2 separate regions of the Homo sapiens genome follow, and region 1 is linked to region 2. The links are chromatin loops, found by intact Hi-C in ENCODE. Cell type or tissue: endothelial cell of umbilical vein. All regions are shown on one strand. Links, peaks and the distances in the headings refer to the core of each region. The heading gives the core; the rest is flanking DNA. Region 1 overlaps ADCY5 (adenylate cyclase 5). Region 2 overlaps HACD2 (3-hydroxyacyl-CoA dehydratase 2).

The links. A loop is a pair of places that touch in the nucleus more often than their neighbours do. Peaks named below come from ENCODE experiments on the same cell type or tissue, not always from the same donor. Only the 100,000 strongest peaks of a DNase experiment are listed, where the experiment ranks them.
Region 1: a loop joins it to region 2, with 11 times the contacts of the local background. A loop is called at or near these places in 2 of 110 quality-filtered maps.

What each region holds. Positions count from the first base shown.
Region 1 is chr3:123,276,019-123,291,112 of GRCh38, forward strand. It overlaps ADCY5 (adenylate cyclase 5), which reads right to left. Exons shown (of 21, transcript NM_183357.3): 19 at 13,732-13,936; 20 at 10,667-10,791; 21 at 6,278-8,718. The coding sequence ends at 8,590. Among named protein-coding and RNA genes, the nearest start is that of SEC22A, 82 kb to the left of the region's middle. In endothelial cell of umbilical vein, for the core only: a CTCF peak has its summit at 10,438 (motif pointing right); a DNase peak (open chromatin) is centred at 10,453.
Region 2 is chr3:123,476,915-123,492,698 of GRCh38, forward strand. It overlaps HACD2 (3-hydroxyacyl-CoA dehydratase 2), which reads right to left. Exons shown (of 7, transcript NM_198402.5): 7 at 14,640-15,784. Among named protein-coding and RNA genes, the nearest start is that of ADCY5, 36 kb to the left of the region's middle. RefSeq lists a silencer at 3,603-3,702. In endothelial cell of umbilical vein, for the core only: a CTCF peak has its summit at 12,681 (motif pointing left); a DNase peak (open chromatin) is centred at 12,677.

The sequences.
Region 1 (15,094 bases), core at 6,598-14,597, 200 kb before region 2:
CACATACGTTCAAGAGCAGCCACCACTCAAAACCTCATTGAACACTTAGCCTTAACCACAAGTTATAGGTCACTCTTTAGGGCCACATTCTTTGTCTGTGTTCAATGCTTTATAGTATTTTTCTGCCTTATCTCTAAGGAACCAAAGTCTTTCTCCCTAAAAATGCTGTGGTAAAGTAAGGTCTGATTTTAGGGTTAAATTGGCTTTAGTAATAACCTCGCTAAAAGTTAACAAAAGAAACCCAGCTCCAAGGGTTGTGACTGAGTTTGTGTAAAAGGGCTGAGTGAGCCGAGAATGTCACTCTGAGCATTACCGGTAAGGTTGGAGGTGTGTGATCATTAATGTTCTGGGGCTGCTGTTGAATGCTGGCAGATTGCGGCCTCCTGTTTAAGCATCGAGTTTTTCAAAGAGAAAAACTGGCTGCCACTCTTGTCTCTTTCTTGAGTGGCTGAGTTTTCTAGGTTATTTAGTAGATGAAATCAAAAGAAACGTGGAAACACTGTGTGGTTGGAAGCCACGTGGCGCATATGCTCCTGCTTGTTAACAGTGAGTGGTGTTGATGCGTGGGCATTCAGGTTTCTTCTGCGTTGGCAATGCTGATGTGTAATCAGTCGTCTCAGCACAATTGGGGGTTTTAGGAAACTCAGAGATCAGCCTTAGTTCTCAGAGTTTTTGAAATCAATATCCTAGCCTTATGAATTGTTCCTTGTGTTTCCTTGGCAACAAACAGTATTTTCAGCCCAAACCCACCCACGGTTTACATTCACCCCTTTCTCCTGCATCTCACAGCACAGCCATACAAGCATCACCCAACAGAAAGCACATTCAGGCACCATCTGACAACGGGAAGCAGGACTCAGGCATTCCACTCCCCATTTGTTCCTGGTGTCCCCTCCCCAGCTCTGCCTTGCTTGCTTACCTTCTTTGTGCCAGCACTTTTCTTTGAGGTTGGGTTGCAAAGGACCTTGCCTAAAGATGAACAAAGTATTTCATTCTTGCACTTTGAATCTCTCCAGTGCCTAGGACTAATGAGGAGAATGCTTGTTAGCTCATTTTGTGGGCCAGTGCTGGGTTCTCCTTAGTTCATCCTTATGGCAGCATGAGGTGGAGCGGGCACGATCTCATTTGCATTTGAGGAAACCAAGACTCAGGCCAGGAACTTGTCTTCGTATGGTATGACACTTGGTGGTGGATGTGAAGTTCAAATTTGGAGTTGGGTTTAAGTCGCTTGAAAGTTGGTGCTCATTTTTCTGTGCCACAGTGCATCTCAGAAAGACACTTCTTAGGGAATGTGTGTGTGACTGACGACAGCTGGGTTCTTACTGTTTTAGCAGCAGTGTGAACAGATGAAGCAGACAGGAAGGGGGAAATGGCAATGTATACTGTGTGACAGGCACTATGCTAAGCATCTCATCTTTACCGAAAGCATTTATGAAGGTTTTCTCTTTTAAAAATGAGCCACCTGGGCCATGAAGAAGTTAAGTGACTTGACCACAGTCACAACCTAACCCATGTGGTAGCATCAGGATTTCAGTCCAGATCTGACTCAGAACTCATGCTCTTAACCACCATGTGATTTTAAGCTGGATAACATGGAAATACGTTTAAATATATAAGGAATATATGTAAAGGTAATATACATTACTTTTAAATAAGACATCAGGTCAGTGCTAACTCCTACAGTATAGATGTCCCAGGTTGAATAAAATAGTTTCCTAAAATCTCTACATTTATAACAATGACATAGGACAGACAGGTGGCTGCAAGATGTATGGTGAAGCTTATGTATACCTTAGCTATTAGGGCAAGAAGTATACATTTTAGTACTTGTACTAAAACTAACATATAAATTAATCTTGATGTGGAAAATAAAAGCATTATTGGTGATTTGGGTGTTACAAACATTTGCTTTTCCTAGCAAAATGCCAGAATAGGTTGATTCTTTGACTTGATGTCATTTAATGGGAATTCTGTTAGGTGATTAGGGAATTTGTGATCCCTCTGAAAACATTAACCAAAAAATAGAAGGGAACTTTTCACAGTGTAAAATAGTGTTTAAGAGTTTGGAGCCAGAATCATCCCTGGCTCTCTCTTCTACTAGCATGGTGACCTCAGCAAATTACTTAATCCTTCTGCCTCAGTTTCCTCAGATGTAAAGTGGGGATAATAATCGTACCTTTGGCAAAGCAGTGTTGTGACGATTGAGTGCGTAAATGTAAAGCACTTAGAGACTGGCACATCAAGTGCTAGGAGAGCGTTTGCCACCACGTTGTGGTCTTCCTTGTTGCAGTTAAAGGTGCTAAGAGTCTTTTAAATTGCAAATGCCCCTGAATGTCGTAAATCATTGCACAAAACTTTTCAGAAGCCACCACTTAAGTAAGAATCCCATTGAAATATCTAGCAGGCAGGCACTTGTGGGCAGACTTCTGGTCAGGGCACTGGAGGTGCATCCAAAGAGAGAAGAGGGGGTTGAAGGACTCACATTTGCCAAATGCCTGCTGTATGCCAGGTGCTTTGCCCACCTTAAAGTCCTCCTGAGGGAAGGAAGCAGGATGAAGCCCTGTGTCACACACCTGGGAGTGGTAGACTGTGCTCGCCAGTACCTGCAGAGTCTCCCAGGCACTGGGGTGCTGGTGAGTGAGGGAGGTGCCTCTAAGAACCTTGCCCTATCCAGCATGGAACCAGCATTTTGGTCCCAACACACCTGACTTGGAACATTCGAATCTGATCTACAATTTGCTCATGGATGGCAGCAGCCCTTGTGCCCACACTCTGAGGGCCCTCGTGAGTGTGCACACGCGTTGATGGGAAGATGAGGGGTGTGGGGAGGCAGCCACAGCCTTCAGCTGCAGTATCATGCAGATGCTGGGGACGTGAGAGCTGAAAGGCGCTCTTAAATTGCACAAATGCAACATGGCTTTTAAAAGAATCTGAGGCAAAAGGCACCCTCCAAAAAAACCCATGTGAGCCGGGAGGGGACTGCCACTATAGCTAACAAAGTGGGGAAGCAATTTTGCAAAGTAAGAAAACTAGTCTCAGGCTAACCAGAGATGCTGACAAACCTGAGATTCCAGGCAGATCTAAATTAGAAATCGGTCAAGGGAAAACCGTGATAGTCCCCCTTATGGATTCCAGTGAGAATTCTTTAAATTCATGGCCCTGATGGAGTAGCAGTAGGAGAGAGAGGCCCTGGGGATGCAAATGCCCTCAGTGGATCAGCTCTGCTCACTAGACACTTGGGCAGGTGAGGTTGGGCGCTGGGAATCCCGTGGGGACAGGATGCCTGCCTACTTGGCCCTCAACTCTAGGTGAATCCTATCCTTCTCTTCACCGTCTTCCTCCCCTTCCCTCTCTGGACCCTCTGCTTGCTCTGTGAACCTGGATTGATCTCCACTCACCCGTCACTCCTGAATGGGGCCCTCGAAGGGAGACACCCCTGACTGTGCTGATGTTGTGAACGCTGCTGGGCCAGACTGGTGTCTGCAGGAGGACAAAGCAAGGGCTGGTTCTGACTTTGGTTTGAAGGTGATTTTCCCACACATCCCCCTTGGCACGATACTTTTACCTCATTTGTCTCTGTGCCTTTGGCTCTAAATCTTAACGTCTTAATTAGATTGTGTTTATATTTGCACCATACATGTGGTCTGGCACTTGAAGATTGGATAGAGAGTGACACAAATATTTAGACTCAGGGAGTGCCAGTGGAGGGAGAGAGTCTGGAGACCAGCTACTCCAATGCCCTCATTTGCCTTTGCTCATGTCCGTCTCGTCAAGCAGGGACCCTGCAGGTGGGAAAGAAAGATGGCGAGAGGACAGCCAATATCACATTTTCCTTCCCAAGACAGGGATGAAAAGCCACCAAGACGGCTTTTGTGAAAATCTGGAAGGACAAGAAAAGCCCACTTAAGTCATCAGATCTCATTTCATCTATTGTTAACCTTGAGGAGTGGTGAGCCCGCTGTTCCTGCCAAGCTCTTCAATACCCAGCTAGATGGGCACCCTGAACAGAAGTGCTTCTGGACTAGTGCCACAGGGACTGCTCTGAGTACCAGGGTGGCCTTGGGCAAGGCTCTGGTCCTTTCTCGAATGGCTTCCCAGGCCTGAGGAGGCACAGGTGAGAAAATGTGTGTGGAAGCTCTCTACACACCGTGAAGTTCATCCAAATGGAGTGGGATGGTCTCTCTGGTCTGCTGTGCCCTCCCCCTCCCCACACCCATAAATAACAGCAGCCCTTCCAACTCTCCTCCTGATCCTGTGCTCAGTGATGGGGGCCTTGCAGTGGGCAGCCAGGGCCAGCATGGCCAGCATGGCCAAGCCCTGTCAGTCCCTTCCCTCTGAAGGTGAACTGGACAGCATTTGTTCTCTTTAGTGTGTGATTTGGATTTAGACAAATTCAAAAGCTGCCGTATTTCAGAGCGTGTTTGTCACTGCCATCATCGTTCTTTTGTTCAGGCAGCAGTGAGAATCTGCTAAGCACTTGTGAACACTATATGCTGAAATGCCTGAAAAGGCTTTCCTGCCCTGCAGGGACCCGGGCTCAGCACCTTTTTCAGACTCCAGGAAGCTCATATCCCGCTGATGAACAGCTCGTGGCCATTGCAGCACTATGGAAAACCCGCAGCTCCTGGCGTCATTTAACTACATGCCACTCAGGTAATTTTGCTTTTGGAAAAGTTCTGTGAATGTATTTCTAACTTTGAATGTCTTAAGAGTAAGGTGGCTAGCTGGTGAATATTTATTTTGAGCCTCTCCAATGCACCAGGATTCACTGTCTTCCCACTAATTAGCTGCTAACATCACACTACAGTCAAATCATCACCATGTTGGCTGAAGTCTGGTCTTGGTTTCAGTGATGTTTGCTGTCAGTGGGCGTTAAAGTGGTGTTCAAAACTCACCCCACCTATCAAAAGCATCTTTTCAAATCAACTTTTTGCTTATTGGTGTTCTAGATATGAATATGCTTTTGGAAAAAAGTAGACCCTCGTAAGGGAGAAACAAGTAGGTTCTCTGGGACTAGCTCAGTGGGGATGGGGTTGGAAAGGGCTTTTGATGGTTTTGAGTTGCATTTCCTTGGTATCTACACGCGTGGTTTCATGGAGCCTGCCTGAGGGCCTAGTCTCTACTGGCTACAGCAGGGTGGAAGTTCTTCAGGAGCTGAGGTTCCCACGTAGGCCAATTGGCCCCTTAAGTTTGAACGTTTTATCATTTGGTCTCCTTTTCTAATGAATGTACTCCAGCATGAAAATTTCTCAGACTTAAAGTCTTACCTCAGTAAAATGACATCTTTCTGCAGGCACATTGAAGTCCTTAATGATGTCTACCTTCTTTGGAGCAGGAGGCCACATGCCCAGGACTGACATCTATGTCCCCACGTGGCTATTGGTCAGTGAAGCTGTGAAATCTTTTTCACTGCTGCCTTTATTTATACCTGTGTTCAACTTAATGTGAGCAACCCCCTCTGAATTTCTTTCCTTAACCCAAATATAACCTGGCATTTGATGGCACAGCAGGCAGAAGTGCTGACAGGGGCCCCTGCCTCCCCTACCACCTCTCCCTTCCTCTCAGCGGGGAGAGGAGTCCTAGGTCCGCATGAGTTTCCTTGCATGGGGTTTGACGGCAGACAGGCCTGCTCTGAAACTCATCTCTGTTCATTACTAGCTGTGTGGCCTTAGGCAAATAACTCAACCTCTCTGTACCTCAGTTCCTTCATCAGTATGATTAAATGAGATAATGTTTGTATGGTGCATATCCCAGTGTGGCACACAGAGAATGCCATCATTATTAGCTATGCAGGTCAAATCAGTTCACTTCTGGCCTGCAGCTTGTCCCCACTCACCTGCCTGGGTCCTTTCCATTATCTGTGTTCCATGCCTGTGTTTTCACCTTTCTTTCCCGTGGCATATAAACATGTTTGGCTCATCCAACATATAAACATGTTAGAGCATCCTTCCCTGGACCTGGTCTTTTCTGGTCTGATCCTGGATTTTGTATCCCCTTCACTTCTGGTCCCTACTCAGCTCTTGTTCCTCAGCCTCCTGCTCTGGGTGCACCTGCTCCCCAGCCCCATGCACTGACTCTTGCTATGGTCACCAGTGTTCTCCCACAAGGACCGCAGTCTTCAGCCAACATTATCTCTATAGCAAGGTGCTGTCCCCCACTCAGGGGAGTTCTCTGCCCTCTGCGGCTCCCCTCCCCAGCACCCCCAAGGCTGGGTACACTGTTCTTCAACCCAGGGCCAGGCCCCCCTGGCTCAACCTGCAAATCAGACCAGGACACATTACCAGTGAAAGTGTTTAATAGTTAAATTATTTAAATAGACTTTTCAATTTCCATGGGAAATCATAATCGTATCTGTTTTTGCAAGAGTAGGAATAAAAAGAGTGCACACCCTTTAGAGGGAACGAAGAGCTAGCACTGCACCTGCACACTGTCACCAGTCACTGCTGGGATGGGAGAGGGGTCCCCATGGGGCCGGGAAGCCATGACCATGGGAGAACATGGGATGAACTCAGCACACACACTTTACTCAGGTTGGAAGCAGAACGAAAACCCAACACCACTGGCGGGCGATGTGGAGGGGCAGGGAACTTGAGAACAACAGCTGGAAGAAAGCAGGCCTCCTGTGGCCGACGTCAGGATGGCAATGCAGAACTCAAAGGATGGAGCAGCAGAAGCACGGGACAGACTCAGGCTTGGCAGTTTTGGGTCCACACACTTTGCTTCTCAGAGCTGTGTTCAGTTGGTGTGCGGGGAGGGGAGGGTGGTGCTAGAGCCCAGTGAGAGGTGGTACAGGTGGACATCAAAGTCACATTGTGGCAGCTGGCACAGAGCCACTGCCTCATCACCTCCAAGCTCATGTTGGAGGTGAAGATCATTCTAACCTGAGAAGCAATGGAAAGATTTGGGCATGGGCCCTAAGGATTCCACTGAATTCTGTGCTAGAGTATCATTTTCCAAATGTCTTCCTCATAGGTTATAAAAATAGTATTTTTTTCTTGGTATGTTTAACTGCCCCCTCCCACTAAAACAAAATTCCTGCTAGCTTTCCCTGTGGACTCTAAAGCTGGGCTCTACCCATTCCTCTGCCTGGTTTGCCGGTGGAGGTCAAGGCCACTCCCTTTCCGCAAACCTGAAGGCTGCACATTGCATCCCCCAGTCTGAGTGAACATCTCCAGGAAGAGCCACCTGCACCTTGGCCAACTGAGTAGGCCAGGGAGGCTTGGCTTCCTCGTCCCAGCCTGCAAAGCACCTGGCCTTCTGTAAGCACTCTGGAATCTGTGGGCGCTGCCTCTGTAAGCCGCAAACGTCTGAAATCTCAGGGTGTGGAGGGCACCACACTGCCTGTCGCAGGATGAGATTGCTTCCCTTGGTTCCAGCTCGGCCTGGGATGGGAAAGCAGCTTTTTGTTTTCTTATTCCATCTGCGTTTTGCTTAGGGGAAGGAGGGTGTGTGCATGTGTGTACATACGTGTGCGTGTGTCAGAAAAGATGGGGCAGTGTGTCCATGCATCCTCCTACTTAATCTGAGCATATGGTACCCCAAAAGCACACACCCACTGCTCTGGTGGTACCTTGGAAAACCCAAAACTGCCAAATCTGAAATGAGGGAAACACATCCTGTGTGAGACCAGTTCCACAGCATGAACACACACACATATACACCAGTACATACACCGACATACACACAGTACAAATGAGCACACCCGCCCTGCTGTGCACAGCTGTTTTCTAATATAGAGAATTTACAAAATATAGAATTTGGCATATCTATCTGTGAGATCTCCAAGGCTTTCAATAATACAAAATAAAAAATACAAAAAAGACAAGTGGGGATCCCCGCCCTCCCCCCGAGTGGCGTCCTCGTTTGCTTGTGTGTCTCTTACACGCATACAACTAGCATAGTCTAAAGAAGGGCACGGAGAACTTGTTTTGTTTTATTTAATAAATATTTTTCTCAGAATCACCACTCCTTGCTTGGCGTCCTCTTGCCTCCCCCTCGTAATTAGTTCTGTTTCCCTCCTAGGGCACTGTCTGTGTGCGTGGAGGTGTGGGCAGAGGACCACGATGAAGGCCACAGTCCCTCCAAAGCCAGCACTCCTGTGCCAAAGCCCCTGCAGGTGCAGGGTGGTGGCCTGTCTGAAGTTTAAAGGCTCACATAGAAAAGCAGACCCCTGGGGCCCCCTAGGCTCTCCCAGGCCACATTCGAGCCCGTCTACCCCCAGCTGAGTCGGAGGCCCCTCAGCCCTGCCCTTGTCTGGGCCGTGCCACACACACATTCCCACGGCTCCTTTCCACCTGTGCAGCAGCACCTGTTAGAAAACTCAAGCTTCAGACCCAGTCTAGCAGAGTCTTCTACAGAGGGAAACATCTTTGGTCAGCTGGGTGCTCGCAGGACGCTGGCACCCCGGGGCCTGGGACAGAGGCCGCTGCCCACCAGCAAAGGCAGAAGCTGCTCTGGAGTCCAAGTGGAAAATCTCAGCAGCGCAGCCCTGCGGGCTGGAGCATGGCTTCCCCGCCACCCCCGGCACACAGAGAAGCTGCTTCCATGCCTCTGGAGGCCAGGCTGCCTGGCACCATTGGCCAACAGCTGCTAACTGAGCGGGGGCCCTCCATTGAGGAAGTAGGTCATCATCTCGCCTTTGCCCTTGACCTTGACCACGCCCCGGCACTCCAGCTGGTACGTGTTGGCAGCCAGCACCTGGTACATGTCTGTGGTGACCTGTGGGGGAACAGGAGGAGAGAGGGCAAGCCACTGATGGCCTTGGCCATGAACTGCTGTGGGGTAGAGCCACCTCTGACTGCCCAGCCCTGTTGCCGCCCCTGACACAGAAGGAGAGGGGCAGCTGCCCCACTGAGGTGCTCTCAGGGACTGACAGACAGCAGCTCACCATGGAAGGGATCCTAAGAAAAGAGCAACGCCAGCTCTCACCCTCAGCACCTGCTCGTGCCAGGCACTGTGACGGGCAGCTTGCGTGTGCTGTTTCAGTGTGGCCTGTGGTCCATGGACTGACTGCCCTGAGTCCAGAATAAGTTCAGGAGTGGACAGTAAGTGCCGGGGAGCTTTCAAAGCCATCTGACCTGGCTGCAGCCCGTCTCCAAGTGTGTCCCCGGTGCATTGTACAAAAGCATCCCTCCGTGACAGATCAGAACGATTTTTAAAAGCTGCTTTTTTCACCACAGGTCGTTTGAGAGCCTTTGCTTATCTCACTGCATCTTCCTGTGAGGTGACTAATGTTATTACCCTCAGGCTCAGAGCATCTAAGTCACGAGCCTGAGGTTACACAGTGAATAAATGGCAGGGCCTGTGCTTAGGTCCAGGTCTTGTTGTCTGGCTCTGCTTTAGCTTTCGGAACAAAGAAGAGAGCTCACCGATGGCCTCACTAATTTCACTATCCCATTGCTGGGTGAAAGAGAAGAGTGGTGGGGACAGATGTGGGGAGGGGCAGCATAGCCAGTGGCTCCTGGGATGACCCAAGAGCTGTTTGTGAGCATCGTCAGAGCTCCCCACCCCAGCCACACTGCAAGCCCACCAGTGAGTGCAAGTGCCAGGCAGCAGGCGGTAGGAGTGCTGGGTGGGCTGCTGAGAGGGGACCCCACTGTGTTACTAGCTGCAGTTCCTGTGTGGTGCAGCCCCACACAAGGTGAGTTGCTGGGTCATTATGGTGGCTGCTCAGAGAGTCCCTTGCGCCTGTCCCTGAATGGGCTGGAAGCCTTGGAAACACACATGCCCCTTGCTCCTATCTCTAGGCCCATCCTGCTGTCCTTCTCTCCTTTGCACAGGGATGGAGGTGAGAAAAGGCCATTAAGGCCAGGCCCCTCGGCCAGCATCCACACCTCAGCCAGGTCAGGCTGAGTGGACCAGGACTGTGCTTGGGGTCAGGCCCTTTATTCAGAGGCCCTGTGGGGGAGAGAAGTCAGGACATTTAAGCAGTATCATCAGTGTTGGCAAAAGGCCTTAAAAGCAGCACAGTTAGCACCTGGAAAAACAGGCCAGGCAAGCTGACCTCCCACAGCCTCACAGAGAACTGGGGGTGAGGGCCGTGCAGGAGGACTACTGCCCAGGGCGGTGCCTCTGCCATCAGACTGCAGCAGAGAATCAAGGAAGGCTCAAAAAGCAGCAGCTGAAGAACAGCAGGCCGGGAAACCACAAGCCCAGCTCGCAAAGGAGGGAGCAAGGGGAAAAGGCCTCTGAGTCTGTGGCCAGGGCCCTTGGCTGCTGGGGCTGGGGGAGGTACCATCCCAGGGCCAGCAGCCCCCACTGGCTCTCCTGAGCCAGGCCAGGAGTGCTGCAGGCTCAATGGGTAAGACCTGCTCCCTGCAGACATCTTTGCATCCTCTCTGTGTGCCTGGGCTAGGAGGCACTGGGGCCTGCATGTGCACTCTCAGCTCGGCCTCTACAATCAGATCCACTCCCAGCAGCCCCCAGTCCCTTCCATGCCCAGTAGAGGGCTCTGCAGAAGCCTGAAGATCTGTCCAAGGTGCTGAGGGCCTGAAACACAATTGTGTTCTCCAAGCTTCCAAGACATCAGCGTCAACAGCCCCATCACCCTTGAATCTGGCTGCAGACATTCTGACTGGGAACTGTAGGTGGCCTGCCCTGAAGACCTCTCGGTGTCAGACACAGGACCTCCCATGGGGTGAGGGGTGGTGGATGCTCCTGCACTCACCTGGATGCGGTCGGGTACACCGGTGCTGTCCATGCGGCTGGCCACGTTCACGGTATTGCCCCAGATGTCGTACTGAGGCTTTCGTGCCCCTATCACCCCGGCCACCACGGGGCCGATGTTGAGCCCTGCAGGGGACAGGAATCAGCCACAGTCATCACATCTCTGGCTTGACCTTGCCACCATCTGTCTCCCCACATGCTGCAGGTCCTTCTGACTCCCAACCTGAGACACCCGTGGGCTTCCAGGCCCAAGGCTGTGCTAAACCCTGCAGCCTCCCGCTACCCTGCTCCTGTCAAATGCCTGTGAATGCAAGACACAAGGAGCCTGCACCTGTGTCCTCGACACCCCTCACCAGGAGTGCCCTCTTCAAGGTCTCTAGTGACCTCCTGTGCAATGCAGTTGCCTTTCCCTAATCCTCCTCCTCTTGGAGCCATTTAGGCGCAACCTATCAGACTGGCTGTGTCTCTCTTCCTCATTCTTCTGTTTCTTTCCTCGCCATTCTCACTCTTAGATCCTGCCCAACTCATCGCCCTGTGCCAGTCTCCTCTCTCCAAGTCCTCCTGCTCCCCCGCCTCTGAGCTGGGGCAGGCACACTGCAGCAACCAAGCTCTGGCCACCACTTCGGCTCTCCTCTGCCCACTTTCCCAATCTCACCCAAGGCAACGCTGAGCATCACTGCCTCTGAGCCTTCGCTGAGCTGCTTCTCCCTCCTGAAGCGTTCTCTCTCCTCCTCCCCAGGCTAAATCCTGCCCCCATGTATCTGGCTCAACTGATGTTCCCTAGACATTTCCTGTCCTGTCTCCAGGCACGGGGCATTCCCTCCTGTGTAACCTGCCGGTCTCGTACTGTCCTCATTAGGCCTCACTCTTGCCTGTTTCTTGTGTGTGAAGGGCAGGACTGAAAACACACAAGCTCCAAACTAGGCCCCTGGTGACCCTCACTTGGTCAGCAATGCCATCAGTCCTCAGAACTTCCTTCCACGACCCTCCTCATCAGTCCTTCCAAGCCGCAGGCAGCTTTATACCCCATGTGCCATCACCAGGCTGGACTGTCCACCTTGCTGACCAGACTGAGCCCTGATGGCTTCTATTTCCCAAAGCCATGCCACCCAGGGAAGACAAGCCTGAGTCTGTAGGAGGGGAGCTGCCACACAGGCTCCCAGCTGCCTGCCCGGCTCCTTATCTACCTCTTGGCAGATTCTACACTCAGTCCCCAGGCCTGATCCAATCAAGGAGTTGAGGCTTTTCAAAAACACACACTGGGAGAAAAATGCAAACCAAAGCAGGTGGACGAGATGGGGTGAAAGGAAAACAAGAATGGCAATGTTACACAAGACCAAGAGTGCGTGACGTTAATGCAGAAATGGAGGCTGCACATCACTTAAAGCAGACTCCCAGCTGGCTGTGCTCGGGGCCTCCAGCAGCCAGTGCAGGATGCAAACCTGGCCAAGCCCACAAAGCACTGTGCCTATGGGATAAAGCAAGCCAGCTGGCCCAGGGAAAGCCCGATTCCTGACACTCAGGCTGCAACAAAATGTCTCCCAAGGACAGGAATGATCACAATACTGGTTTTTAGTCATCCAATATTTCGGTATAATGTGTTAATTTTGAGAACTGAAATGCCGGTACTTTTGTGGATGATAATTGTAATTTTTAAAAATTTGAAATCTGAATCATTGATGGCTTGAAACATACCCAGGGAGTTGATAATGCATTAAATGGCTAATAGAACAAAGGCCTGCTCTTTCAGAAAGCATTCTTTACCTCCACAGACCTTGGGAGGAGCAACACTCCACCAAGTCAGCTTTCTATTGCAAAACTAACTTGTGCTCCATCAGACCGTACACCCTCGGTAAGACCTATTCTAAGGACAAACAAACTGCAGAAATACTTTGGGCTTTGTGGAACGAGTTCAGAGCTGGCATTCCACAGTTATTTTATGGACACAGTAGGGTGGAACACATGGGGAAGTGTGTACCTGGGTTTTCATTTTACCATTCATCTCTTCTGTAGAGTTGAAACTTGTCAAAATAAAAGGTTGGGGGTAATGAAACAAAACTGACTTTACAAAAAGAAAAATACATATGTTTTTGGTTCAAAGACTTTCTGAGCAAGAATATGGTCATGACTATTTTGAAACTGATCCAGGACCTCTGCCGGACACCACAGAGGTATCGGCACAGCCCCTCCAGAGCCATCCAACTAAGGCAAGGCATGTGACAAAGGAGTCCAGGGAAGATCCAGGGCTTTGACCTGTCACAACCTCCTCACCATTTCTTTCCCCAGTTTGGATGAGCAGCCACTGGAAGATTTTGCTCACCACCTCAACTCAACAATAACCCCACTGACCCATTTCATAACTTGTATAAAAAGAGTAAAAAGTAACTCTTTTTAAGAAGTCAGAATATAATCATTTCACGGTCACTATCACATGATTCTTTAAATGTTTAGTTTTTTAAACTATTTCACTTTGTTTTGCTAACGATTTTGCAGATTACATGTTTGATGTTGTTCTACATTTGCAAATTTAATGACTGGTAACATGTTTATACATTGTGTATTTAAAATGTATCAAGTATTTGATTTTACTGTTTTCCATTTTTACTGAATGAATGTGGAATACTTTTAAATAAAACAACGCGGTTAGGTCAGTATTACTCGAAACAAATGGGACTGCCATCTGCTGTGCTACAACCACCAGAAGGCCCCATGCCCTCGGCACAGAGCATCCCCCACAAAGCCCTTCGAGCAGGCACAGCCTGGGTCCCACCAGGCCGGCCCTGCATCTGAGTGAGGTGGGAACTCACCAAGGGGTGTCCTACCCATGTGGCCCTCATGTCAAAAGGCAGCAGAGGCATCGCCAGGCTCTGGGCGGATTCCGCTGTGAATGACCCATGCCTGCCCCCACCTACTAAGGGCAGGGAACACACCACATCAGCCTCTGCTGCCGCCTGGCCTTCTACCTTGGGACCACAATGGCGGATGCGGTATGGGGTATGGGGGAGCCCCTGCCAGCCCTCTGCCTGACTGCACCCTGGGCTCAGCACTCCCTGGGCCCCCACTCACCGATCTTCATCTGGAAGTTGTTGAAGGAGTGCTCATTGATGTACTTCATCTGGTCCATCAGCTTCATGGCAAAGTCGGCCAGTGCCTTGATGTGGGTCTTGCCCACCTTGTCGTAGGTAGAGTCGTTGAGGCCGGAGGCAGCCATGTAGGTGCTGCCGATGGTCTTGATCTTCTCCAGCTGCCGGAACCGATCCTCGCTGATGATCTGGATGAAGGAGGCCAAACCTGGGTCACCCCAAGCCTGGGACACCGAGGGCCACAGGGAGGGACAGAGGATGTCCAGGGAAGTGCAGCAGCATGGCCCTTCATGTGTCCGCTCTTCACACAGTGGGGCCTGTCTCCATCCTCATCAGTGTGATGCCCGCAACGCTCCTGACACAGCCAGGCCCCTCCACACTCACTCACCCACTGGACAGTGCCTGTGGGCTACCTGCCCACCCTCACGCCAGGAGCCCTGAAGACAAGGTCACTAGTCACCTCTGGGTCTCTTGTCTCCCCTTCAACAAGCTCACACCTCCATCCCACCCAGGGAAACCTCCATTTGTCCAGCAGGCAAATTCTTTCCCTACCCCCTGGCCCCGGCCCTCCTGGAAGCCTTCCCACACTCAACTCAGCCAACTCCCATCACTCCACTGCCCCGGGAGTCTTGCAGGCCGTTCCTGACACTGCCTGGCCAAGCTCCATCATCCTGCTTCTCCCTGTGCCCCATGCCCAGGCCCGGCGTGCCCGCTGGGGTGGCCCCTCTCACGCCCATGACTCAGGAGCTCCCAGGGTCAAGACTGCCCTACCGGGCTCTGCATCCCCAGTGCCTCCACACGCCAGGTGCTCAACCAGAGTATGAGAAGGAAATGAAGGAATGCTTCAATTTGGCCTCTGCTACTCAGGGCCTCACATCTTTCTCCTGCCTCCTCCCTTAGCCTGAGGACTCCTCCTTCCTTTGGTTCTCTCAAAGCCCTGGGCACAGACACTGGGTTGTCCCAGGCCCTGGGACCCCATGCACCCTAGATGGCACAAGAGGAATGGTGGTCAGCGAGCCAGTCAGAGAGCTGCCAAAGGCTAAGTTCAAACAGTGTGGGCTGAAACCCCAGCTCTGCCACTTATTGGCAGTGACCTCAGGCCAGACACTTGAGTTCTGTGGGCCTCAGTTTCCTCATCTGTCACATGATGATGAGAGAGGCCATGTGTGCAAGGTGCCCATTGCAGCACCTGGGGACACGGTCAGGTTCCCGCCGGCAGAGCTCCCATCATCACTGCTTATGTCACGATGGTAGAAGGGGGCGCCAGGTCTCTTCACATCCCTCCCATACCAGGGACTTGTAGGCCCCTCCCAGGAACACAGCCTGACCCAGGCCCCGCTGTGCAC
Region 2 (15,784 bases), core at 7,751-15,750:
ATCAGGGCTGAGAGTTTACCTGATGCCAGGGAGCATTCAAGCACACTCAATGCTGACACTCATCTGTCGTGCCTCAGTTGCCCCTATGCCCCAGGCCATTCCTTTCATCCTCTCATCAACCTCAGAAACTGCCCACATCCCCCCACCGTGGGGGTGTCCTTTGGCTCCATTCAGCTGCCCCTTTGTGTCTGCTCTGACCTCAGGCTGCCTTCCTCCTCCAATGATCAAGCACTCTGTGTGCTCCTCCCCGATGTGCCAGGCTTTGCAGCAGGTGCTGGAGGGACAAAGGTGAAGGATACCAGTTAGATTATCAGGAGAAAACTGTGAAACATTTGGGTGTATGATGATGAAATATTCTTGCTCTGTGATGTCTCTATACACGTACATATTATTGCTCGTGACCAAGATATTTTTGTAGGACTCAAAAAGGGTTATTTTAAAAGAGAGAGAGAGAGAGAGAGATGAATAAGATCCAGTTCTTGATCGAAAGGAGCCAATAGGCTGGGAGAGGAAACAGCCTCTATACAGCTCATCCCGACGCCCATGCTAGAGGGGCGTCTACAAAGGCCGCGGAAGCAGATGTGCAGGCAGCGCTTTCACTTGGGTGAGAAGAAAGGGGTTGGGAGACAGCTCAGAGCAAGTTTCATTGAGTTGCATCTTGAAGGGTGAGGAGGAGTTTGGCAGGTGGCAGAGGAATTGTAATAATAGCTCACATTTATTGAGCACTTATGAGGCACCAGGTGCTGTTCTAAGAACCGTATGTGTGCTGACCTATGTAACCTTTGAAATCACGCGGTAAGGCAGATGTTATTGTCTTCATTTTTAGAGGAGGAAACAGGGTGTAGTGAGTTGAGTTTTGTTCCCACCAAAAAGATGTGTCTAGGTCCTGACCCCTGGTCCCTGTGACTGTGACTTTATTTGGAAATAAGGCCTGCAAATATAATTAAGGATGGAGATCTCATTTTCAGATATTAAGATCTTATCATGAGATTACATACTCATTTCTTGATGAGATAATTTTGATTTAGGGTAGGCCCTAAATGCAATGACTGGCGTTCCCATGAGAGAGAAGAAAGGAGAGGGGGGATTTAAGGCACAGAGACACAGGGGTGAATGCCATGTGAAGGGAGGGGCAGACACTGGAGTGAAGCTGCTGGAAGCAAAGGAAACCTGGAGTCTCCAGAGGCTGGAAGTGGCAAGCAAGGGTTCCCCCTAAAGCCTTCAGGGGTAGCATGGCCCTGCCTGTAGCTTAGTTTCAGAAGCCGTAGAACAAGCTCTCCTCTGGAGAATCATTGTCTTGAATCACTGTGAATGATCACCATCTCTTTTTCTCCCTCCCCACAACAGAGGTCTTTCAGTTCCATATCAACGAAGGGTAAGGCTACCCCCTTTCCCCAGGGTAAAAATCAATGACCCAGTGAACCAGGTCCCAGACTTGCTTTAATGCACTACAAACAAGAACCCTATGAGCTGATGATCCTTTCCCTGAACAGCAGGCTGTTCCCACTAGTGTGTGCCTGGGCCACCAGCAACAGTTTGACTTCAAGAGTCACTCAGTAGGGGCAGTCCTAGGGCTAAGGGAGCCCCCTAAGTGGAGAGACAGGAAAAGGCTGGGCTCCTGCTTTGGGGAGGAGTCTCAGGGCTTTAGGCCAGCAGCAAGCTTGGCTGCCTGTCCTGTCGGGAAGAATAGAGACTCCCTTGCAGGCTGGTCCACACCTCCAGTGCCACTGGACTATTCAGATGGACGGTGCTGGAGCAGGCAGAGCTTTCAGGTGGACAGTGCTGGGGCAGGCAGGGCTTTCAGGTGGACAGTGCTGGGGCAGGCAGGGCTTTCAGGTGGACAGTGCTGGGGCAGGCAGGGCTTTCAGGTGGACAGTGCTGGGGCAGGCAGGGCTTTCAGGTGGACAGTGCTGGGGCAGGCAGGGCTTTCAGGTGGACAGTGCTGGGGCAGGCAGGGCTTTCAGGTGGACAGTGCTGGGGCAGGCAGGGCTTTCAGGTGGACAGTGCTGGGGCAGGCAGGGCTTTCAGGTGGACAGTGCTGGGGCAGGCAGGGCTTTCAGGTGGACAGTGCTGGGGCAGGCAGGGCTTTCAGGTGGACAGTGCTGGGGCAGGCAGGGCTTTCAGGTGGACAGTGCTGGGGCAGGCAGGGCTTTCAGGTGGACAGTGCTGGGGCAGGCAGGGCTTTCAGGTGGACAGTGCTGGGGCAGGCCAGGGGGCGGGACTTGGGCAAAGGGCACGTTTCTGCGTCTCCACCATGTTTTTGTGTTTTCGCTTCTTTGTCCTGATTCTCAAGAGACGGCTGGGGACTGGCTGTTTTTTTCTAGGGAGGTCAAGTCTTGCGGTAGCAGGAAGGAGACTTGGTGCTCTCATGGGAGGTGAGAGCAGCAGCCAGGACCTGGAGAACCTGAGGATGAGGGCGGGCAAGGTTTGGAAGCCTGTGGAAAAGAATCATATCATGTTTCCTGGGCCCCTGAGCGCCTGGGCTTGGGAACTAATGGACCACAGGGACACGCAGGTGCAGGTCTAGAAGCCCGTGAGTGTGCTGAGCAGCTCCACCAACCTCTCAGTGGGAATTACCCCCACGGAGGGCCAGCTGCCCAGCTCAGGGCCTTTGTAGGGCTGAGGAGGACTGGACTCCTGTCAGGGCAGAATGCAAGCGGATTTCCTCCCTTCTTTGCTTAGATTCTCCATCTACTGGTCCCTGCCTGGCATGCCTTCCCCTCCCAGGGTAGCTATTACATTTCTGCCAGGGTCTAAGCAAGAAAACAACACGGCTCCATTGTGTCAGGTTCTGAGAATTCTTTTTGTGAGCGTCAGGTTGGTGTCAGTGTCCCTAGGAGGGGCTGAAGGAGCCCGCCAGTCCCAAGGGAAAGGGACCCAGCCTGCAGGTGCAGAAGGAGCTGTATCAGGCCCTCAAGGCTAGCACTGAGCAAGACGGCAAAAATGAGGAATAGAGATGCGGGGATTTTATCATTTTGTGGGCACTTGAATGGGTTGCTTTATGTTTGTGACAACAAAGGGAAGAGGATTTCATTGTTGAGCACTTACTTTCTCTGTGTGATCAAAAGATTGACTTCAAAACGAGAGTTCTATCTCCAGGTATTTGCCTATTGCGGGTGTTGTTTGGGCTCTGCCATGACGCGGTGCTCATGGGTAACCAGCTTGGGGGCCAGGCTGGGCTGCGGCAGCTGAAGTGATTCAAGATGGCGAGAGAGGGGCTGAATGCTCAGCACGGGGCACCGTGGTCTGGGAGCTACAGTAAAAGCGGTATAATTAGCACAGTCATGAAAGGTGTAAGTTCTGGAACTCCACAGCCTCCCTTTATAGCCAGGCTCTACCACTCACCTGCTGGGTGATTTTGCGCCAGTTATTTAACCTTTCCTCAACGATTCCTGTTTCTTCCTCTGTAAAATGGGAGTCTAACAGTGTTGAAATTGTAGAATTATTGGGATAATTTCAGGAGTTAACGCATATGAAAAATATAAACAGTGCTTGGCACAGTACATGCTGAGCAGTATCAGCAGTATTCCCTGTGGTCCTGGGCAGGGGCAGACACCTGGCTTTGGGGATTTTGGGGAAGGAGGGGGAAGCATGTCCTGAGATCCTGGGTGACTCCTGGGTGGAGCCCAGCCTGGGCCTGACTAGTGTCTAGCAGCCCGATGAGGCTTGTCACTTAGGGGAGTTCCTGTCCTCAAGTGTCAGAGGCATTGGCACCTCTGGGCCCCACTGGGGGTAGCCTGTGCACACGTGCTATGTCCTGGGACCACAGAATGGGGAAGTGGCTGAGGTTTCTGCAGGGCCAGGAGAGGAGGCCACAGTCTCTGCTCTCCACTGAAACAAACTCAGCTGTCTTTGACCACTTCATGAGCTAGGGAACGGGGCAACCTTGCAAACGAGGTATCATTTTCTCTCTATTTTTTACGTGAAAGAGGCTCAGGAAAGTGGTGAAGACAAAAAGTGGAGCAGGAATCGAACTCACGCCCAACTCCAAAGCATCACAAGGCTCTGTCTCCAAGGAACCAGGCAAGGAAGGGCTGGGAGATTGGTATTGGGCAAAAATAGAACCACATAAGTCAATGATACAGGGTACTCAAGAGGGGTGCGAGAAGAAGGGAGATAACTCAGAAGACTGAAGAGTGAAGAGTGAGAAACCGAGGGAGGAAAAGGAGAAATGAGGCCCTATGGTACTAGGGGTGTCTCTGCTCTATCTCTGCTGGAATGGAAGGTCCCAGGTATGTGGAGTTCTAAATCCAGAAATCTCCAAGGCCCAGGCAGGGAACTCAAATGAATGCACAGGCCTGGTGAGGTGACCTGGAGAACCCACTTGTAGAAAGGGGACAGCCTCCACTCAGTCCCCGCGGGTGTGCCGAGGCGTGCAGGAACCAGGCCCAGGCTTGCCGGAGTGCCACATCTTCTTTCAAGAGAAGCAGGAAATTCATTTTTTAAAATGTGAACTCTCATAATTTTAAAACGCTGGTAACCAAAACAATTTAAAATATCATTTTAAGAAAAACAAAAACAAAAACGAAAAGCCTACTGGCTGCCAGGATACAACCTCTGCTTTATGCCACTTGTTTACATGAGGGGCTCATGGTCAGATTGCAAGTCAATCCAGGGCTTCTCAAGACCCCAGGAGGAGCAGAGTGTGTGTGTGTCAGGGCGGTGAGAATTGAGGACTCTGAGGAAGAAAGCATCCAGATTTCCAGAGAGAAGGAAACAGAGTAAGACCAATGCATTGCTACCAGAAAATGCAAAAGGGACATTTGCCTTTGACCACTGAGGTGCCTTCCACCAGCCCTTCCCTGTCACAGTGGGGCAGGGCCTTCAGCTCCACTGGAGGATATGAGGATACCCGTGCAGAGAGGGCTGAGGGAGGCAGGGAGGAGGGATGCTTGGGGGCGGTGGAAGCCGCTCAGCTGGGCTGCTGAGAAGTGAATCACATTTCCATGTGATAGGTGCAGTTCACACTTTGTAAGGGAGCAGGGAGCCTGACTTTTCTAAATATACCAGGCAAGCCAAACAGCCACCTGGCTTGGGATTGACATTCCTGACAGGAGGCTGGGCAAGCCCTTGGACTCCGTATCTGTAGGCTGCGCCTCAGGATGCTGCTCTGACTAGGGGAGAGTGGCTGAGGCAGGAACTGGGCCTTCTGGAAGGTGCCCACAGATATCAGTTCTTGGGTAAATACATGTAGGAAACTTGGGAAAACCCTCACAGACCCAGATTAAGCTGTGCAACCACAAGCTTCCAGAGGGGTTACTGGAAACTCCTGGTGGACCTCCCTCTTTCTGTTGCCCTCGGTCCTCCCCGGGCTGCCTGAAACAGCGGCCCCCTGGTTGTGTCCTCCAAGCTTATTCGCGGCAGTATTCACGACATCCTTCTCAGGGCCTGGGAGGGTCCCCCCTAAATCCACAATCTCCCGGAAAATCCCCACCTGAGATCACAATGTGGGCAGCCCTGACTCTGCCTGCCTTGGCAGCAAGCTCAGGTCCCTGGAGGAGTAGGAAGTTACCTACTTGGCTTACCCTGAAATGCCCTGCACACCATCCTGCAGGCTGTAGGGTGGGGTGGGGGGATGAGGAGCGGCTCCTATCCCTCTGTTGCCCAGGCTGGAGTACAGTGGCGCAATCTCAGCTCACTGCAAGCTCTGCCTCCCGGGTTCAAGCCATTCTTCTGCCTCAGCCTCCCAAGTAGCTGGGACTACATGCATCTGCCACCATGCCCGGCTAATTTTTGTATTTTTAGTAGAGATGGGGTTTCACCATGTTAGCCAGGATGGTCTTGATCTCCTAACCTTGTGATCCACCCACCTCGACCTCCCAAAGTGCTGGGATTACAGGCGTGAGCCACCGTGCCCAGCCAAGTGGCCCCTATCCCTCTTGGCATCAGTTTCCAACTCTGTACAAGTGGAGACTGGAGGTGACAACGCCATTCTGAGGCCCCTTCCACGCCTGAGATGGCATAGTTCCCTCAGGTACGATGTGCGCTGGGGGCTTGTGGTGCTGTAGCGGGTAGGGGCAGTCTTCCGTGGAGCGGGTGGGGCTGCTCCTCGGCTTACTTTGGGCATGAGGTAAAGCAGCCCCAGCTGTGGGCAGGCAATGTCAGTGTGTGCTGCCGGGCCCAGGAGGGCTTTCAGGGAAAGCTGGGGCTTGATGAGCTGCCCTAATGCTGGGAAGAAGAGGCAGCAATGACCCAAAGAAACATAGGCAATGTAGGCTTTAGGCTGTGGGCAGAGGTGCCCCTGGCATGGCCCACCCAGCCCAGCCCTGGGGAGGGGGCTTGGTCCCAGGATGCTGCAGATAAGGACCTGGAGGCCTGTGAGAATCTTGTGAGCAGACTCCGAGCTGCCAGCAGCTCTGCTAATGACCGGGACCCGAGGGTGATGCTGGGTCCCAGGAAAGTCAGGAAAGTTTGGAGCTCAGATGCCCAGTGCTCTGACTACAGCAGCCATGGAATGGTGCTGCAGCCTGGGCTCCAGGAGGTGGGGTCCTCCCAGCACCTCGACGTCTTATCACATTCACCGTGCTTGTCAGGAGCCCCAAGGGCTCAGAGAGGCCTCCAGTCTCTAAGGAGCTTCTGCAACCTTTGAGAGGCTGCCTTGGTGGGCAACTCACATGATATTCTGCCACAAATGAGGCTTGACCCTGGTGGAGGGAAACAGTTGTGGGCTTTGGGGTCAGTGAGATCTGGTTCAAATCCTGAATCACTCCTCAGAGAGACTTCATCTGACCACACTTTCTAACACATTGCCTTTCTAGGTTTCTTCACAGTCCGTTAAACTACCTGATTTAATCATCTGTTTATGAGCTTCCTGACATCTCCCAAACCCCAGTGAAAGGCTGGGCCCTGAGAATACAGTGGGAAGCAAGCCTGATGAAGTTCTTACCCTTGGGGAGCTTTCCGTCCTTGGTGGGCAAACAGGTAAGAGGCGGCAACGAGGACTGTGATGGGGAAGCATGCTCATTGTCACAGAGCAACGAGGACTGTGATGGGGAAACATGCTCATTGTCACAGAGCAAGTTAGCAAATTATTTAAAGTGTTTTTTTTTTTTTTTTTTGAGACGGAGTCTTGCTCTGTCGCCCAGGCTGGAGTGCAGTGGCGTGATCTCAGCTCACTGCAAGCTCCGCCTCCCAGGTTCCAGGTTCACGCCATTCTCCTGCCTCAGCCTCCCGAGTAGCTGGGACTACAGGCACCCGTCACCACACCCAGCTAATTTTTTGTATTTTTTTAGTAGAGATGGGGTTTCGCCATGTTAGCCAGGATGGTCTCGATCTCCTGACCTTGTGATCCGCCCACCTTGGCCTCCCAAAGTGCTGGGATTACAGGCGTGAGCCACCGAGCCTGGCCTAAAGTGTTTTTAAGAAAATTATTATGTTTTCGTAGAGTCATGGTCTCACTATGTTGCCCAGGCTGGTCTTGAACTCCTGAGCTTAAGTGATCCTCCTACCTCAGCCTCCCAAAGTGCTGGGATTACAGGTGTGAGTCACTGCACCTGGCAAATTATTAAACATGTTGCTGGACACACACTTATGCTGAAAAATTCTTCATTGTTGTCTGAAATTCAAATTTAGCTGGGCTTATTTGTTTTGACAACCCTGGCACTGTGGGAGCATCTAGGAGGAGCACCATAGCCAGTTCTGGGACCTGGGGCAGGTATTTCCTGGAGAAGGGGGCCCCAGTCACACCTGAAGGATGGAAATGAATTAGCAAGGTGGAGGGGGAATGAGTCTTCCAAGTGGAGGGAATGTGGTGTACAAAAGCCAGGATGTGACAGCCAAGCGCCCTGAGAGCCTGATAGGCTTTCTCAGGATGGGGAGTGGAGGGGCTAGGGACACAGGCAGGCAGGCACAGGTCGATGAAGGTCTTAGCTCATGTTTGGGAGTCTGGACTTTACCCCAAGAACAACACACTTACTGAAGGCTTTTAAGTGGAGAAAACATGATCTCACATTTCGTTTTGTTCATTTGGGTTTTTTTAAATTTTGAGATGGAGTCTCGCTGTGACGCCCAGACTGGAGTGCGATGGCGCAATCTCTGCTCACTGCAACCTCTGCTTCCCGGGTTCAAGCAATTCTCCTGCCTCAGCCTCCTGAGTAGCTGGGACTATGGGCATGTGCCACCATGTCTGGCTAATTTTTGTATTTTTAGTAGAAATGGGGTTTTACCACATTGGCCAGGCTGGTCTCAAACTCCTGACCTCAAGTGATGCGCTCGCGTTGGCCTCCCAAAGTGCTGGGATTACAGGCGTGAGCCATCACGCTTGGCTACATCTTGCATTTTTAAAAGTTGATTCTGGCTGCTGTATGGAGAATGAATTCGGGAGACCAGAAGTGGAAGGTGAGAGGCTGGTTAGGAGGCTTCAGCTGCCATCCAGCTGAGAGATGATGGTGGCGTGGACAAGAAAGGAGGCAGTGGAAGAGGGAAGTTGATAGATTGGATAGATTCAGTCCATCCTCAGCAGACAGAATCAACAGGATTTAGCTACTGATTCAAAATGAAGGGGGCTCGGGGCCAATCAGGGAGCAGAAGAGGAAAAGTGACTCCCAAGTTCTTGACTTGAGCAACTGGACGATGGGATGCCATTCAGCGAGGTGGGGGAGACAGGAGGAGGGCAGGAGGAGGAAGAGGAAGAAAAGATTGGTGGCAGAGGAAGAGGAGGGTGCTTCATTTTGGATAGGTTGAGCCTTTGGTGCTCATGGCATACCTCAGTGGCGATGGCCAGGAGAAGTCTGAAATGATGCAGGCTTAGACAGAGGCCTGAGCCACCAGCATGGAGATGCAGCTGGAAGCCACGGGAGCCTTGCTGCTCCTCTCCAGCGCCTGCTTCAGAAACCTGCAAGGCTGGCTGGGCAGGGACAGGGCTGAACCAGAGTCTCTGGACAGGAAGCACTGGGGCCTAAGCTGAACCCTTTCCCTAGTGCTCCATCCAGTGGGGCAGCTCCCCCTGGTCCTTGCGGATGCCTGACAGGTAGGAGTGTGGACTCCTGCAGCCTCACCTTCTGATTTTTCTTAGATGGTTACATGATGTCTCTCAGTTTTAAAGTGTTTATAACTGGTTCCACTTTAATACAATGTGGGCAGAACAGAATACATCTGTGGGCCAGATATGCTCTGGGGACCACTGGTCAGGGGTCTGGGGTTCGAAGTGAGAGGAGATGCTGAACAAAACCCTCAGGATCAGGCACCTTTAAGGCAATGTTCCCCCAAATTAACCCAGAAGCCCCTGCATCAGAATCACCCATGGAGTGTGCCTAAAAATGGAACCCCAAGCTCTGTCTCCAGCGATTCAGATTCAGAAGGCCTGGGGAAGGTCCAGGAATCTGATTTTAACCAGCGCCATAGGTGCACACTCAAGTCTGAGAACCTCTGAGTTGGGGGGTTGGCAGGGGAGACAGAGAAAGGTTGGTTTAGGCAGGAGAGAACCAAAAGAACAGGATCTCAAAAGAAAAGGTCATTTCAGGAAAGATGGCTGGCTGATGGGAAGGAAAGATGTTGGCTTCCTGGGAAGGATTCCAAAGTCCATCTTCATCCTTCTCCAACACATCTTCGTTCCTCCCTAAGGAAGAGGAATGTTGATCTTAATGTTCAGTTCTGAGATTGTGATGGAGCTGCATTTGCTAGTGGGAGTGATGGAGCCAATGGGCATTAAGAGGTCTGTGCACAGGGGTGTGGTTCCCTCTTCTGTCTCTCCAGTCCTAAGTGGTAAGTGGAGCGGGGTGGGCTCTCTTCTTGGATGCTTTCCTGTCCTTCCTGGCCCTGGCCCCCACCAGCCGAGCATGGCGGCACATGCACTCAATCTTTATGAATTTCTGTCCCGGAGCTGGGGGTGTCGGAGCAGCCTTTCTCCCCATTTCAGTGGATAAGAGCTAAGTGCTAGGATGGAGAGTGGGATGGGGTCGGGTGAGAGGTGAATTGAGCAGGTCTCACAGTTTCCTGTGCTGAAGCCACTACCTCTCACTGGTTTAGGAAGCAGGAGTGTTCTGTGAGGTTCTGCCCAGACTACCATAATCCTACCCTAGGGCTCAAGCCAGTTAACTGCAACACGAGTTTGCTTGCTTTCCATTGATTCTTTTGTATACAACTCCACTGGGAATGCATCGAGGAGAAATGAGAGTTCTGGGCTGGGACTGGGCATTGTTGGGCCCCCCAGTCTACTCCAAAGCCGTATCATTATTTCTAACACCCAGCAGGACTGCACGCCAACTTCAACCACAAGACAGAGACAAAAAAGTGTGCACTGGCTTTCATAACAAGGTCATTAGTGACCTTGAACAGAGGGGGATGATAGGAAAAGCCAGGCTAGAGTGAGACAGGAAGAGTGCCAGATAAGAAAGAGAGAAGTGGGCTGGGCACGGTGGCTCATGCCTGTAATCCCAGCACTCTGGGAGGCTGCGGCGGGTGGATCCCTTGAGGTCAGGAGTTCGAGACCAGCCTGGCCAACATAGTGAAACCTCGTCTCTACTAAAAATACAAAAATTAGCTAGGCGTGGTGGTGCAGGCCTGTAATCCCAGTTACTAGGGAGGCTGAGGTAAGAGAATCACTTGAACCTGGGAGGCAGAAGTTGCAGTGAGCTGAGATCGTGCTGCTGCACTCCAGCCTGGGTGACAGAGTGAGACTCTGTCTCAAAAAAAGAAGTGCTTCATAGGTATCTCTTCCAGAGGACAGGAGAGAGGTGGAAGTAGTGGAGGATATGGGGTCAAGGCCAACATGGGAAGAGCTGGCAAAGAGGAAGTACAGAGAGAGAGAGGGAGAATTGACAGAGTGAGGTCTGTGAGGAAAGGGAAAGATAAAAACATCTGGAGCACAAGGTAGGGATTAGTTTTGGTGAAAGGTCACCCCATCCATTCTAACATCAGGAAAAGGAAAGGATGATCCCAGCATGGGCAAGTTTATAGATCTGGTGACAAAAAAAGTGGAAGGAATTACTATCTGATGGCTCTGTTTTCTCTGTGAAATTGGGGGTGATATCCTGGGCTGATAGTGAGTAAGAGATTGAAAGATGAAGTTTAAAAGAAATTACAGAGAGTGTCCCAGGCAGGCAGCCCCAGGGTGAGGCCCAGCAGATTGATCACAGCACCACAGGTGCTGCCAGTCCCAGCCCAGTCTGCTCAGACAAGTTCACATCAAGTGGAAGCCTCCAGCCAGTGCTGCCGACACCTGGGTTCTCAGCCTAATAATTCAATTACCTATTTGATGATGGTGATTTCTATATATTTTTAAAGCCCCAAGGGGCTGGGCATGGTGGCTTACGCCTATAATCCCATCACTTTGGGAGGCCAAGGCAGGAGGATGGCATGAGCCCAGGAGTTTGGGGCCAGCCTGAGCAACATACTGAGACCCCAGCTCTACCAAAAACCTCCAAAATTATTCAGGTGTGGTGGTGCATGCCTGTAGTCCCAGCTATGGGGGAGGCTGAGGTGGGAGGATTGCTTGAGCCCGGGAAGTTGAGGCTGCTGTGAGCCCTGATCATGCCGCTGCATTCCAGCCTAGGTTATAGAGCAAGACCCTGCCTCAAAAGAAGAAAAAAGATCCCTAGAAACAACAGAGCAGGAACAAGGAAAAATCTTCCTAGAGCCCAGGCTAAACCCCCATCTCTCATTTTTCCCCTTGGATAGGTCAATATTCCCTGATGGGGACAGCTGCCACCGATAGATTAGTATTTTTCAAAGTGTGTTCAAAGAACTTTAGCCCTGAAGACGTGTCAAAGATAAAGGTGAAAAACAGGTTTGGAAAATCCTGCATTAACACTCCTCTTGGAGGTTGCATTCATATACAGAAAGATCTGAAACATTTAGCAGGAGAGAAAACTTTAATTTTTGTTTCAGTGTTTTAAACCACAGACTCCTCTCCCTAACATGCCCATGTTCCCATGATCACTGAGAACTAATAGTCTGTGGATTTCACCTTAACATATATTCGTTAAGTCAGCAAATCACTTGAACATGACTATCAGCCCAGGCACAATCAACTAGTTGTGGTTAGTGAAGGACATTATCCATTTGGTATGTCCAAAGTGGTTGTCATTTAAACAACTATCTCTTGAGGAAGATTTTCAGCCTGTTGAAGAGTGAGAATAATCTGTGGCATGAACAGAAGCATTTTAAATCTGTGAGAAAACTCACAGTCCAAGAGTCAAGTTAACTGAAATCCACAGAATAGACTGAACATGCTGCAGACAAGCATTCTTGGTCCAGACACCGCCTTATAAGGTGGCCTGACATTTTCTCATGGCCCAGGCCACCCTCCAAAAATATCCAGAGACAGAATAAGAGTGGGAACTGGCCTCCCTGAACGTTTCAAATATGAACAAGCAGGCTCTCCATGAAACAGGAGGGCTGACACCTGCTTTGCAAGCCAGCTCCAAAAGCGCTCTGCTTTTCAAAACCAAGTAGTTGCAGGGTCTGCGATGGGGAGGAGGGCTCTGCAGCTGGGAGAAAATAGATTGAGCCTCGAAGCACGCACCCAAGCTGGTTTCTTTGCTCCAAAAAAAGTGTTATTTCCTGTACTCCTCCAGAATATGCTTTAAAATCTGTCTTTGCTTTATATGGACAATAAAAGATCCGTGACTGATTTTCATTAGAGTGCCTCTGCCCCTTTCCGTGTCCTTGGGATGAAGCTGTTTCCCAAACTCCTTTGGCTCTTAAGGCCCCAATCGCTTGTGAGGTGCTGCCCCCGAGTGGGGAAGCCTGGCTACGACAACACCGAGGGGGAAATACAGATCCCGGCTTTAACCAAGTGCAGCATCTGGAAACACATCTGGATTGCCTGCACCCAAAGCCAAAGATAGATGTGAAAGCACTACCATGGTAACAAGTCTATGCTCTGGAATTAGGGAGCAGAAAGCGTGACTTCCAAACATAAAAATATTTATGAAATGGGCACTCTAGGTGCTTATATACACAGCCTTTCACATTCTTATTTTTGCTCACCAAATGAGGTTTTAGGGTGAATTGCCTTTTGTGGGAAGGATTATTTTTGGTATTGAGACTTGCCCTCATAGCACTAATATATCTTTAAATTAAAAGAAGTATTGGTCAAATAACCACACTGCTCTCTCTTCTAACTCTGGTTCTGTTATAGGCAGAGAAATGTTAATAGGTATGGCTAATTTTGGTAATAGTTGCTTAGAACAGTTTCTTCACCATTAAACTGTATGACAATGAGCCAGGCTATTTGTGAGGCTGGGATTTTTTTCTTTTCAATAATAAAAGGAATTGAAAAGCTAGTCCTCATTCTTGTTAAAGGGAATAGAAAAACACAGCAGTATTTTTGGAATGCTGTGTAACAGTAGGTCTCTTAATTATACCAATGGTAATTCCTCCAGGCTAAGGCTTATATTAACATAGTACACATAATTGCCACAAAATATGACAATGACAAATTGGAAAGCCCTTGTCTCCATTACCATGCTAACATTGTAAAGGTTGTGTTTTCTGAGTAGCCTCTACTATTAACTTTACCATCTGTTCCGCAGTTTCAGCTGCAATACTTTTTTCATAAATGAAAAAGCCAACCTCTGAAGCTGAATAGGCTCTACATGAGGAGAGGTGGTCTAACCTCTGAGCTGGGAACATCTAGGCTGCGATCAGATGGCATTTAGAAGGGAAGTGTTCTCCTTTGGAACAAAGACCACACTCTTAGGCCGTGGTGATGATCTGAGAAAGAGCTGGCAGACTCAGGTGGGGAGCACATCACTGCTACAGGCACCATGATCAAGTCGTCACTGGGAAAAGTGACTAGAACATACCCAGCACCAGAGGCCTAGAGCTAGATCAGCTGTGACCCAGCGGAGGACACCCCAAGGCAGTGTCCTTCCCACCACTTCTTACTGCGAGCCTGAGTAAGGGGGGGCCACTCCTGGGATTCCTGTGTTTGGAGGCATTTTCAGAATGAGGTACTTGAACTTCACCACATCTTGCTTTAATGTAAGATGAACAGTGCTGGGCAACAGGATCTCCCGCTGAACTTCTGTTAGAAAAGTTACACTAACAGGCTGGGCGTGGTGGCTCACACCTGTAATCCCAGGCGTGGTGGGAGGCCAAGGCGGGTGGATCACCTGAGGTTAGGAGTTCGAGACCAGCCTGGCCAACATGGTGAAACCCCATCTCTACTAAAAATACAAAAAATTAGCCAGGTGTGGTGGCGGGTGCCTGTAATCCCAGCTACTTGGGAGGCTGAGGCAGAAACATCGCTTGAATCCGGGAGGTGAAGGTTGCAGTGAGCTGAGATCGTGCCATTGCACTCCAGCCTGGGCAACAACAGCGAAACTCTGTCTCAAAACAAAAAAAGAAAAGTTACACTAACAAAACCCCAGCTTGTTATAAGACAAGGTTCCTCAACCCCATGCTGATTAATATCTTAGATTCCCTGGTCACTTGCATGAGGAACCCCTTGTCCCTCTGCAGCCAGCTTGCAGACTGGCTTAGCCTGAAGACTGACTGGCAGGGAAGGACTTTTTGGAAACCTCTTAATATAATCTGTCTTTCCTGTAAGTGCAGAACCATTATGAATAGCAGAATTAGATTTTAAAATTGTCAAAGAGCTGGAGTCCATAATTGAACTGAAATTCTCCCATATTCCTGCAACACCACATTCAGGCCTACTGACTATGAAAAATCACTGCACTCACTGGTAGGTATTTCAAATCCAGGCAGAGCACACACCAGTTTATTTTGAAATGCAACACAGATCAGTATTTTATGAATACAACTTATTACTACATTATCAGGTAAAAACAGCTTTCAAATGCATGCATAGAAAGTTAAGCGTAGTCTCTGGACTCCTTATTTCTAAATATACAAAAAATACATTTAAATTATATAATTTTAGTGAATCAAAGACTTATAAAATTACAATTTTGGTTTTCACAACATAGAAAAAATACAAAAATGACTATATATACGGTTGTACAATTTTTTACCCAAATTTCAAAGGAGCAGTATGTATTGAATTTAATGTTTTATAATGTTTTATCTGAAACTCAGAACTGCAAGTAATTTGCAGGTTGTACCATATCAATGCCAACCTTTTATTATAAATGAATAACCAAAAAAATAAGTGAAAAATGAGGGCACGATCTCTTCTTACACCTCTTCAACTCTCCAGCATCTAAACCTTTCCTGTCAGAAGTCTGCTCTGGAGACTTTTTTCATCTGCAAGGACAGTGCTTTATTCCATGACTAACTCTCCATGGTGCCTCTGGATAATGGTTGGTATGTGTTAAATGAATAAGCCCAACCTCAGCAAACAGAACGCAGCAAGATGTAGATTAGCAGTCTGTGCTGACAAAAGCACTACTGCGGACCTCAAAGAATTCTCTGTCAGAAGAAGGCCCCCACGGAGGGATCTGAAATACATAATCAAGTGGGTAGTTGGGAGGATGATGCCTTTGACTATGCCCTGAAATGAAACCTCTAAGTCTGACAAAATACCCACAAAAACATGACCTTCCTTGTTCACACTTTATAAGAAGGTGTGACATTTGGTGGTGTGGTTGTTCTCAATTTATAAAATAATAAATGACTTCAAAGGAGAAATGAATTCATGTTAGGGATAAAGAAACCAGTTACTGAGAGAGGTTACTGAAGGACACAGTGACATGCCTTACTTATCTGCCATAAGTATTCTAAATGTTGATGTACAAAAATACACACTGGGGTTGAGACCCTTTTTGAAAAGGGAGCTGTGTGCTGTGTTCTCATTGCCAAAGTTCAATTCAATGCAACACCACTGTTTGCAACAGAATGTTTTTTATAAGTAGTGACAAATTATAATAAGGAGGCC